Regions from separate parts of the Homo sapiens genome. Here region 2 is linked to region 1. A link is an interaction called in ENCODE POLR2A ChIA-PET data of the cell type or tissue named here. Cell type or tissue: CD4-positive, alpha-beta T cell. All regions are shown on one strand. Links, peaks and the distances in the headings refer to the core of each region. The heading gives the core; the rest is flanking DNA.

Evidence for each region. Peaks named below come from ENCODE experiments on the same cell type or tissue, not always from the same donor. Only the 100,000 strongest peaks of a DNase experiment are listed, where the experiment ranks them.
Region 2: POLR2A ChIA-PET joins it to region 1 with 9 read pairs; 1 of 35 experiments calls an interaction of 5 or more read pairs at or near these places.

What each region holds. Positions count from the first base shown.
Region 1 is chr16:28,306,729-28,312,105 of GRCh38, forward strand. The region is part of intron 1 of SBK1 (SH3 domain binding kinase 1); the gene reads left to right. Among named protein-coding and RNA genes, the nearest start is that of SBK1, 17 kb to the left of the region's middle. In CD4-positive, alpha-beta T cell, for the core only: no CTCF peak of the experiment used is centred there; a DNase peak (open chromatin) is centred at 3,323; H3K4me3 peaks cover 563 bases; H3K27ac peaks cover 3,199 bases.
Region 2 is chr16:28,160,039-28,165,415 of GRCh38, forward strand. The region is part of intron 6 of XPO6 (exportin 6); the gene reads right to left. Among named protein-coding and RNA genes, the nearest start is that of XPO6, 49 kb to the right of the region's middle. In CD4-positive, alpha-beta T cell, for the core only: no CTCF peak of the experiment used is centred there; no DNase peak of the experiment used is centred there; H3K27ac peaks cover 550 bases.

The sequences.
Region 1 (5,377 bases), core at 265-5,264:
AAGCCCTGTGCCTTCCTCATCTCACTATTCCCAGCACTTAGCCAGGGTGTGACAAACGCTGGGTGAATAATTCTCTACGTGTTTGGGAAATTGTAACTTTTTATACTTGGCTTTCCTGAATGTGACCCTGTAGGCACATAGCTATTTTCCCAAGGGCCTGTGCAAAGTATCATTAGCCCCATTTTACAGGCACAGAGACTGATGGCCAGAGAGGAACAGTGATTTGCCGAAAGTTACGTAGGAAGTCAGTGGCAGGGCTGGGCTAGAAGCCAGGGCATCTGCAGGGCAAGGTGCTCTCTCCCTCCAGCAGCCCCAGCCCCAGCCCCAGCCCCAGCCCCAGCACAGTGCAGTACAGATGGGGGTGGCTGTGAGTAACAGCGGCCGCTGTGAACAGAGAGGCTGGGGGTGCTAGAAGAGGTTGATGATGCCAACGGGGAGGAGAGTGATGATAAATAGCCGACACTCAGGGAACCCCTGTCATGTACCAAGCGCCTCATGTAAATGAACTCATCTAATCCCCACAATGTCCTATGACACAGAGACTTATTAACCCCAATACACAGATGTGGAAACTGAGGCACAGAGTGGTCATGTCATTTGTTCAAAATCATCCATCCAATAGGCGGCAGAGCCAAGATTCAAATCCAGGCACCATCACTCCAGTGTCCAAAAGCTTAACCACTATGCTTCGCTGTCTCTAAAATGACAGAGTAAAAATTACCATTTATTGGCTGGATGTGGTGGCTCACACCTGAAATCCCAGCACTTTGGGAGGCCAAGATGGGTGGATCACTTGAGGTCAGGAGTTAGAGACCAGCCTGGCCAGCATGGTGAAACCTCATCTCTACTAAAAATACAAAAATTAGCCGGGCGTGGTGGCTCACGCCTGTAGTCCCAGCTACTCGGGAGGCTGAGGCAGGAGAATCGCTTGAACCCGGGAGACAGAGGTTGCAGTGAGCTGAGATTATGCCACTGCACTCCAGCCTGGGCAACAGAGTGAGACTCAGTCTCAAAAAAAAAAAAAAAAAGAAGAAAGAAAGAAAAGAAAAAATAAATAAATAAATTTCAAGATGCGTTTTGGAGGGGACATTAAAACCGTAGCAATATCTCTTCCTGTAAAATGGGGATAGCGACGGTAGCACCCACCTCCCAGGGTTGCTGTGCTTATCATCTAATAGATTTAATCCACAGTGGTTAGCACAGTGCCTGGCATATAGTAAATGCTCAGGAAATATTTGCCAGCATAATTATTCTCCCACAGAGCAGGATAGGAACAAGCCGTCTTCTCTTTACAGGCTGGTCACTCTCCACCTACTTCTGTAACTGGGTCCTTGTCACTTGGTGCCCAGTATTGTCACTGTCCTGGTTAACCTCCTCTGGCCACATTCCAGGGAGGTGGACACGCTGAGGTTCAAATCTAATCTCTCTGGTTTGTTTGTTTTGAGACAGAGTCTCGCTGTCACCCAGGCTGGAGTGCAATGGCACAATCTCAGCTCACTGCCAGCTCCACCTCCCGGGTTCGTGCAATTCTCCTGCCTCAGCCCTCTAAATATCTAGGATTACAGGTGCCCACCACCACACCTGGCTAATTTTTGCATTTTTAGTAGAGATGGGGTTTCACCATGTTGTCCAGGCTGGTCTCAAACTCCTGATCTCAAGTGATCTGCCTGCCTCAGCCTCCCAAATTGCTGGGATTACAGGTGTGAGCCACCATGCTTGGGCTTTTTTTTTTTTTTTTTTTTTTTTTTTTTTTTTTGAGACAGGGTCTCACTCTGTTGAGACCTCCCAGGCTTAAGCGATCCTTTCACCTCAGCCTCCCAAGTATCTGGGACTATAGGCATGTGCCACCATGCCCAGCTAATTTTTTTGTTTCTTTGTAGATAGAGATGGAGGTCTTGCTATGTTACCCAGATGGTCTTGAACTCCTGGGCTCAAGCAACCCACCTGCCTTGGCCTCCCAATCCAACTGCTGGGATTACAGGCACAAGCTATCGTGCCTGGCGTTCTTTGGGGTGTGTGTGTGTGTGTGTGTGTGTGTGTGTGTGTGTGTGTTTGTTTTGTTTTTAATTGATAGAGATGGGGTCCTCACTCTGTTGTCCAGGCTGGAATACAGTGGTGTGATCATGTCTCACTGCAGCCTCGAACTCCTGACCTCAAGCAATCCTCCCACCTCGGCCTCCCAAAGTGGTGGGACTACAGGTGCCATCACATGCAGCCCCAGATCTGAGCTCTTCTGCTTACTTGCTGCATAACCCTTGAATTGGGGTAGTGCCAGCTGCTGTAACAAACAAGCCCCCATATCCCAGCAGCCAAACATGATCGAAGTTTCCCAGTGGCTCCCACAACAATGCAGACGGGCAATCCTCCACAGCAGGAGGCTTTCCACACAGTGACCTGGGGACCCAGGTGCTTCTTCTCTTGTGGCTCCACCATCTTCTGGGGTTTTGGAGTCCTCTGCATCAAACCAGCTGCAGAAGAAGAGAGTGCAGATAAACCTTCCCCGATCCTTTGAAGCCCCAGGCTGACAGCGACACACATACCACTTCTGTGCACATTCCAGTGGGGAGCCAGTCACATGGCTGGCCTGGATGCAAGGGAGGCAACGTGGTTCCCTGCTGGATGGCCGCTCTCCAGCCCGACTTTGTAGTATAGGAGAGGACACACGCGTTGCTGAGGGACAGGTGGCTGTCTGTGTCATAACTATGGGCGGATCATCCACCTCTTGGGCCTCTTTTGTTGTCTGTTAAATAGAAGGCATCACTCAGTTGTGGCGATGACTGCACAGCCCTTTACGTTTACTCAAATCATTCAATTGTGCACTCCATGGGAGTTAGGTGGTATATAAGTTCTACCTCAATTAAGCTATTTTTTCAAAATAGGAATTCAAGCTGGACGTGGTGGCGCATGCCTGTGGTCCTAGCTACTCGGGAGGCTGAGGCAAGAGGATCATTTGAGCCTGGGGGTTCAAGACCAGCCTAGGCAAAATGGGGAAACCTTTTATTTTTTAAAAAAATAAAATAATAGGAAGCACCCCCCCTTCTCAGGGGTTTTGTGAGGACTCAATGAATGAAATTTTTCCAAGTTGGCCACACCATGTAGGTCTGTGTATACACGTGTGTCTGTGTGTGTGCGCATGTGTGCATGTGTGTCTGTGTGGATGCTTGTGCATCCGTGTGTGTGTTGGTGGGGAGAGCAACAAGGACTCCAAAGTAGGCCTGAGCCAGACGATGAGTTGGGTGTCGTTTCATAAGGGTGGTGCCAACGCTTGCCGACCGCCAGCAGGAAGTGGTGGGCGGCTCAGTCTTGCTTCTTGCTTGGGAAACCCTCCCCCACCACGGTGGCCCTCCCAGCTTGTGGCAGAGCCGTGACTACTGCCATGAAGTCGAGGGGGACCCCCACCCACCCTCAGCAACACAGATGGCAGATGGAGGCCTCCCTCAGGGCCGGTGAGGACACACCCTTGAGGCGTGAGGTGTGTGCGCCCTTCCTCCACCCTCTTGAGTGTGGGTGGATGCGGCGCTGACAGCCCGGCGTGAACAGAGGTCAGAGAGGCCTCCGCTGCCTGGTGCTGGCAAGTTCACAGCCATCACATCCACAGCTGCTCCTGCAAGTGGAGGCAGGGACGACCAATGACGAAATACTTTGAGGGTCGAGTTCCCACTGAGACTCGGCCCTCTTCTGGGCCTCAGTTTCCCCACCTGGCTGGGGAATCTGGGTGCGATGTTCCCAATATCCTGCCTTGGGAAAGCACAAGAGTGAAAGGTACCAGCTTTGGAGCCAATACCAATGCTAGCTGTGTGACCTTGGGCAAGTTGCCTGTTTCCTCATCTCAAAAGCCTGTGCTGCTGCTCACACCTGTAATCCCAGCACTTTGAGAGGCCAAGGCAGGAGGACTACTTGAGGCCAAGAATTGGAGACCAGCCAGGGCAGCATAGTGAGACCCTGTCTCTATTTTTTTTTAAGTGGAGCTAACAATAATGCCTACCTTGTATTTGTGAGGATTAAGTGCATTAGTCCTGAGAACGGCCAGGCAGGTGGTAAGTCCTGTGTGAATGTTGGTTCCATTATTATTGTTACTTGATTTCTTCATGGTAGGGATGGGGAAGCAGAGGCCCAGAGCAGTGGTGTGACTTGCTCAAGGTCACCCAGCAAAAAAGTGGCGCACATTAGGATCAAGGCCAAGCCTCAAGGCCCATTGCTCCCCCTGTGCCTCCGACGCCACGTGCGCCGGAACTGGGTCAGAGGCAGCATGTACCTGGCGGATGACGCAGAGGCAGGGATGGGTGCGTGGATTAATTCCTTGTCTCCTGCTGACACCTTGCGGAGAAAAGGCCTGAAGGGAGAGGGAGGTGTGGAAGGAGAAGAAGGAGGGAGGGGACAGTAGGGGGACTCCCAAAGCTGAGCCCTGGGAACCAGGAAAGGGATGCAGGAGAGGGGTGAATCCGATCCAGCCCCTGCCCCTGGGGAGCTCTTGGTTTGTTGATGGGCAGACAGGGACACAGCTGAGGTATTCAACAAGGGCCCTGAGAGAGGGACAGGCAGCCCCTGTGAATCTTGCTGTTCAGCAGAGACAGGAGTCAGCACGTGTGAGGGCAGCAGGGAAGTCTTCCTGGAGGAGTGAGACCTGGCGATGAGGAGGCACGGCAGGGAGGTGGAACAGGCAGGAGAGACTCTTCAGGAATTGAGGAGATAGAATAGAGGACACTAAAGCCTTAGAGAGGCCAGGGGTGGTGGCTTGGCAGGATCATCGCTTGAGGCTAGGAGTTTAAAAGCAGCCTGGGCAACATAGCGAGACCCCATCTCTAAACACAAAAAATAAAAAATTAGCTGTGCACCATGACGCACACCTGCAGTCCTAGCTACTCACAAGAAGGCTGAGATGGGAGGACTGCTTGAGCCCAGGAGTTCAAGGCTACAGTGAGCCATGATCTGCACTCCAGCCTGGGCAATAGAGCAAGATCCTATTTCTAAAAAAAAAAAAAAGAATTAAAGTAAATAAGTGCATTAAATAAAGCCATAGAGAGGCAGCGTGGGGTAGTGGTCAGAGCATGGGCTGAACCTGACAGTGGGGGGCACACATGGGGCCCAAACTGAGCCCACTGGACTGTGTCCCTGATCCAGCCCAGCCCTTCCCAGGGCAACTCTGAGGCAGACATGCCAGAGGGCAGAGATAAGCCAAGCATCCTGTCCCTGGGTGTGGGAGGCAGGGAGGGCTTGTAGCCACTGGTGGCCACCAATTAAGCTCCCAGAGTACACAGAACAGCCTGAGGTGGCCTTGCAGGGCCAAAGCCCAAGGCGGGAGGATTGCACACGTGTGGATGTGTGTGCTGTATGCACGTGGACCGCCCACCTCAGCAGCCCTTGGGGACTCCACACA
Region 2 (5,377 bases), core at 74-5,073, 150 kb before region 1:
GCTGGGCGTGGTGGTGCGTGCCTATAATCCCAGCTACTCGGGAGGCTGGGGCAGGAGAATTGCTTGAACCCGGGAGGTGGAGGTTGCAGTAAGTAGAGATTGCACCACTGCACTCCAGCCTGGGCAACAGAGCAAGCCTCCGTCTTAAAAAAAAAAAAAAAAAAAAAAAAAAATCAAGTAAAATGCTGGGTACTGTGGCTCACACCTGTAATCCCAGCACTTTGGGAGGCTGAAGCGGATAAATCACTTGAGGTCAGAAGTTCCAGACCAGCCCGGCCAAAATGGTGAAACCCCATCTCTACTAAAAATACAAAACTTAGCCGGGCATGGCAGCTGCCACCTGTAATCCCAACTACTCAGGAGGCTGAGGCAGGAGAATCGCTTGCCCCTGGGAGGCGGACGCTGCAGTGAGCCAAGATCATGCCACTGCACTCTAGCCTGGATAACAAAGTGAGACTCCATCACCAAAAAAAAAAAAAAAATCAAGTAAAACTAAAATTTAAATGTTATTAAAAAATATATAATCTGATGCCATTTTTGTCTTTTTATCTGTCTTATCTCTGTGTAGAGATGTCTGGAGTGATCAAATATTATTTGATGTTCTTTCTATGTAAGATACTGGGTAAATGTTTACATTTTATTTTGTACTTTACAGCACTAGGTCTCAAATGTTTGGGTTTCAGAAGTCCTCACTCTTAAAAATTACTAAGCATCCCGAAGAGAAAGCTCTTAGGAGCATTACTTCTATTGATATTTGCCATATTAGAAATTAAAGCTGAGAAGTGTTTAAATATTTAATTCATTTAATTACAAAGCCATCATGTTAGCATAACATTTTTAAATGAAAAAAACTGTATTTTACCCAAAAATAGTGAGAAAGGTAGTACAGTTTTTCTATTTTTGAAATCTCTTTAGTGGCTGGTTTAAAAGATAACTAGACTCTCCCAACTGCTTCTGCCTTCACTCTTTTGCAATAGATTGTTTTCACTGAAGTATGTGAAGAAAATGCAACTCCACACAGATATGCAACTACAAATGAACAAAGGGCTTTAGTGGCCTTTTCAAATAACTGTGTCTATTCTATCATATTAGATTAAAGTCTGATGAATAGTCATTTCTGAAGGGTTAACTGCAATGTGGAATCTGGAATTAACTTTTTTATTCATATACTCATGAGAGAATGGGAATAAAAATGACAAACAATGTCTTAGTATTTTTATGAACACATACCTGGCCTTTGGGACTCCCTAAAAGGGTTTGGGGGACTTCCAGGGGTCCCCAGACTTATTGAGAGCTGAGGTCTTATGCTAACGCTGGAAGAACATGAACAAGTTGGCTAGCCTTTCTCAGCCTCAACCTCCTCCGCCATTATAATGAGGATTTTGTGAATTCATTAACGAAGGGTTTAAGTTCTATTCTTAAAAGTGGACTTATCAAGTTGATTTATGAGGAGCCAAAAAAAAGAAAAGTAGATTTAAAAGCTGTCCCTAGCATGTGGCTCAGAAGACTTTTTCCAGAATGGATGCTAAAAGGAAAAAAAAAAACAAAACATCTATAATAATACTTATGGTAAAAGCAGTAACAGCCACCATCTGCTGTGTGACTACTTGCTTGGCCCTATACTGAAAACTATATATGCATATTCTCATTTAATATTCACAACTCTAAGGTGGGCATTATTACCCATATTTACAGACCATTAAAATAACTAAGGCACAGACAGACCAAGTGTTTCCCCAAGTCCCTCTGCTAGCATAAGGTAGAAATGAAACCAAACCAGGGTCTGGCCTCAAAACCAATGTTTCCTTCCAAAAACCAAGTTAACTGGAAAGATTATGCAACCAGGAAAAATGAGCAATAAGAAAGCTAATATTTAAATACAGAAAAATATTCCTAATTGTTCTCCTCTGTATTAAAGTGAAAAAATAAATATGGAAAAATATGTATGGCCTAAAATCATATGTAAAATAATAGCATGTGTATACCATGACTACAAGCATAGAAAGACAAATATGTGAAGACAAAGACTGAACAAGATTATGCAAAGGCAAAAACTGTTTAGGTGGATATGAATGATCTGCGATTACTTTTGTCCTCAAAAGAAAGAAAATAGCAGGACCATGGTCATGGAAGTCAGCATCTGCTAAGGAGTGTACCACAACTCATTTGCCTAAAAAGGTTGGGGTGAGGGAAAGAACCTGTTAAGGCTATTTCTCCATAAAAACGATTTTACTCAAATTTAAATGTTTCAAGGTATTTTAGTGGATGGCGGAAGTGTTTTTCAAAAATTACACCGTAATCAAAGTGGAAGGAATCAGCACAAAACAGATTCTGCTTCATGCAGCAGCACTTCCAATGCAAACCTAAGAGAGCTTTATCAAGTTCTCTATGGAAGAGGGTAGCTTGATTACAAAACCTGTGACCCTGGCAGCGATACGCACCAATGCCCACAGAGCTGTGTAGACAACTCTGGTGCATTTACTGACTTAGAAGGAATGAAGACATGGTTGGCATATTTGTAATTTTTTTTTTTTTTTTTTGGAGACAGGGTCTTGCTCTGTCGCCCAGGCTGGAGTACAGTGATGCAATCATGGCTCACTGCAGCCTCAACCTCCTGGACTCAAGCCATTCTCCCACTTCAACCCTCCCAAGTAGCTGGGACTACAGGCAGGAGCCACCATGCCCAGATATATATATATTAGAGATGGGGTCTCACTATGTTGCCAACACAGGTCTCAAATTCCTAAGCTCAAGTGATCCTCTCACCTCGGCCCCCCAAAGTGCTGGGATTTACAGGCCTAAGCCACCATGCCCAGCCCTGTAATAAACTTTCGTGCAAAGCTTTTTAATTATTGAAACTTCATGTTTTTCCTATCAGTTGTATATTTACTAACTTAAGAGTTTTCCAACCTCAGCACTACTGGCATCTGGGGCTAGATCATTCTTTGGTCTGCTGTGTACCGCGGGGTGTTTAGCAGCATCCCTGGCCTCCACTCACTAGATGCCAATAGCACTTCTCCAGTCGCGTTAACCTAAATTTCTCCAGACACTGACAAATATCCCCTGCAGGACAAACCACAGCTCTAACTGCAGCCTTGGCCAGTAAAATGGGGGAAAACTCTATTCAAGGAGCCCCTGGAGGAGAAAATAAGATCACAGGAGTTGTAAGTGACCCTCCCAAGTCCCACCTTTCTATAGGTAGTATACAAGGAATACATGAAAAGATTTGCATGAAGATATGCAATCTGTTAAGAGTTTGGGAGGAAACAGAAGACTGGCCTCAATTCACACTCTCTGATACATCCTCATCCTGAAGAACTTTTCATCATCACGTATGTACAGATCTATATTTGAAACTATATATCATGTGCATGAGAAAGATATGGTCCCTTAATTTTACTGCAGAGCAATCAAAGCTAACTCAGAATTGCTGTAGTCACATAATCTCATTCTGTGCACTTTTTTCCCCAATGGTCCAGGCAAAGAGAAGTGAACATGAGAGGAGATGAAGGAAGATGAGGCTGCTCAAGTGCAGCAGGAAGGAACAGCCTCAGCAGGCGGGGGGGCAATGTCCACATCTTCCCTCATTTATCCTCAGAGGAAGCTATTCCTTTTTTAAAGTCAAGGACATCAGCGGTCAGAGAAGGTGAAGGATCCACTCAAGGTCACAGAGTAAGTGGCAGGGCCAAGACTCCAAACCAGGGGAAGAAGGAAGTGGACAGAATTGGTGAGAACGACCAAGAAAGCAAAGCTAGGACAATGACCGTGCACCTAGATTTGGAATTCTAGGGTTCTGGTAGGGGTTCATGTCCCCACTCTGCTCACTGGCGATGCAACCCCTGGCAAGCTTCCTTGTTTGTAAGCAAGAGACAGACTAGTCTGATCTCGTGAGGTGAGTGATCACTATTGCAGCCAGTTTAGGAGTTAAGGTAACAATTTGGGGGAACTATGCTGAGAAATAAACCACACACACTCCTTCAAACTTTTTTCTACATCCAGACTATTAAAGGAGTTGTTGCAGGAACTAGTCCCTGGGCTTTGTTCTTTAAAAGTAATAAGACAGAAAATTACATTAAAAGAAAGTATATGGGGAAAAAAACCCCACAAGCCTCAGGTGGCTACTAAACCTAAGACACAGGGCAGGAGAGCCCCACAGGGGCTGAGCTAAGGAATTCATTTGGTTGCTTCACTGGGCCCTACAGTTTCTCAGAACAAATTTTCTCTAGAAAACTGATACGGTCAAGAAAGCAAAACAACTTTCTGGAAGTTTTACTGCTTAACTTGGCATCTTAAGCGCACAAAGACAGTTGAACAAAAGCATCAAAATGAATGGTGATTGCATCATCAGCACTGTCCAAATAGTGGGGCAAGATCTAATGACTTCACTTACATTACCATAAAAAGAAAGAAAAATACTGTAACAAATGAACATGCAATTTTTTTTTAAAGGGGAACTTTACCAGCTTAAAAGCTTACATAACTCCCTAAGTGCCCCCACAGTCTCAATTTATTTTGTTATTTCTCAAATACTAAAATCCAACACTTCAAAAAATTTTAAGAGGCAATTCTCAAGAAGTAGGCACCACATTTTAGGTTTTGTTACAAGCAAATGTCAAGTTAGTTCATATTTTATTCCGCTTAGCCGCATAAAACCTAGGCAACACATGGAAGAAGTAAGCACATATCTCTGGTTTGTATTATCTGACATTCCCCAACATGGCCCTGAGGAAAACAGAGCCTATCAAAGTATAAACTGAGTTAGCTCAGAACCTGTTTGGATGAAGCCAACAGAAACACAAACAAGCATTTCTTCTACAGTAAACTGCTGTTGCTAATAAACCATGCTAGCGAGTATTCAACTGTCTAAAATAAATCTAACTCAAAAGAACTAATCTTGGCTGGGTATGGTGGCTCACACCTGTAATCCCAGAAATCTGAAAGGCTGAGGCGGGTGGATAGCTTAAGCTCAGGAGTTCAAGATCAGCCTGGGCAACATGGCGAAACCCCGTCTCTACAAAAAATACAAAAATTAGCCAGGCATGTTGGTGCACATCTATGGTCCCAGCTACCTGGGAGGCTGAAATGGGAGGATTGCTGGAGCCCAGGAAGTCGAGGCTGCAGTGAATTGTGATCACACCACTGCACTCCAGTCTGGGTGACAGAAGGAGACCTTGTCTCGAAAAAAAGAATTAATATTTGCAAACAGAATTTAAACGAAAAAACAAACTTAACTGTGGATACTCCAAGACATTCGTTCACTCATAAAATCAAATCTCTGAATCATTTCCAAATGTTTCTTTAATCTCCAGATACCGCAACATATAAATCTGCTGAGCCACCTCAAATATCTACCTAAAGAATAAAGGTTTGCCACCAA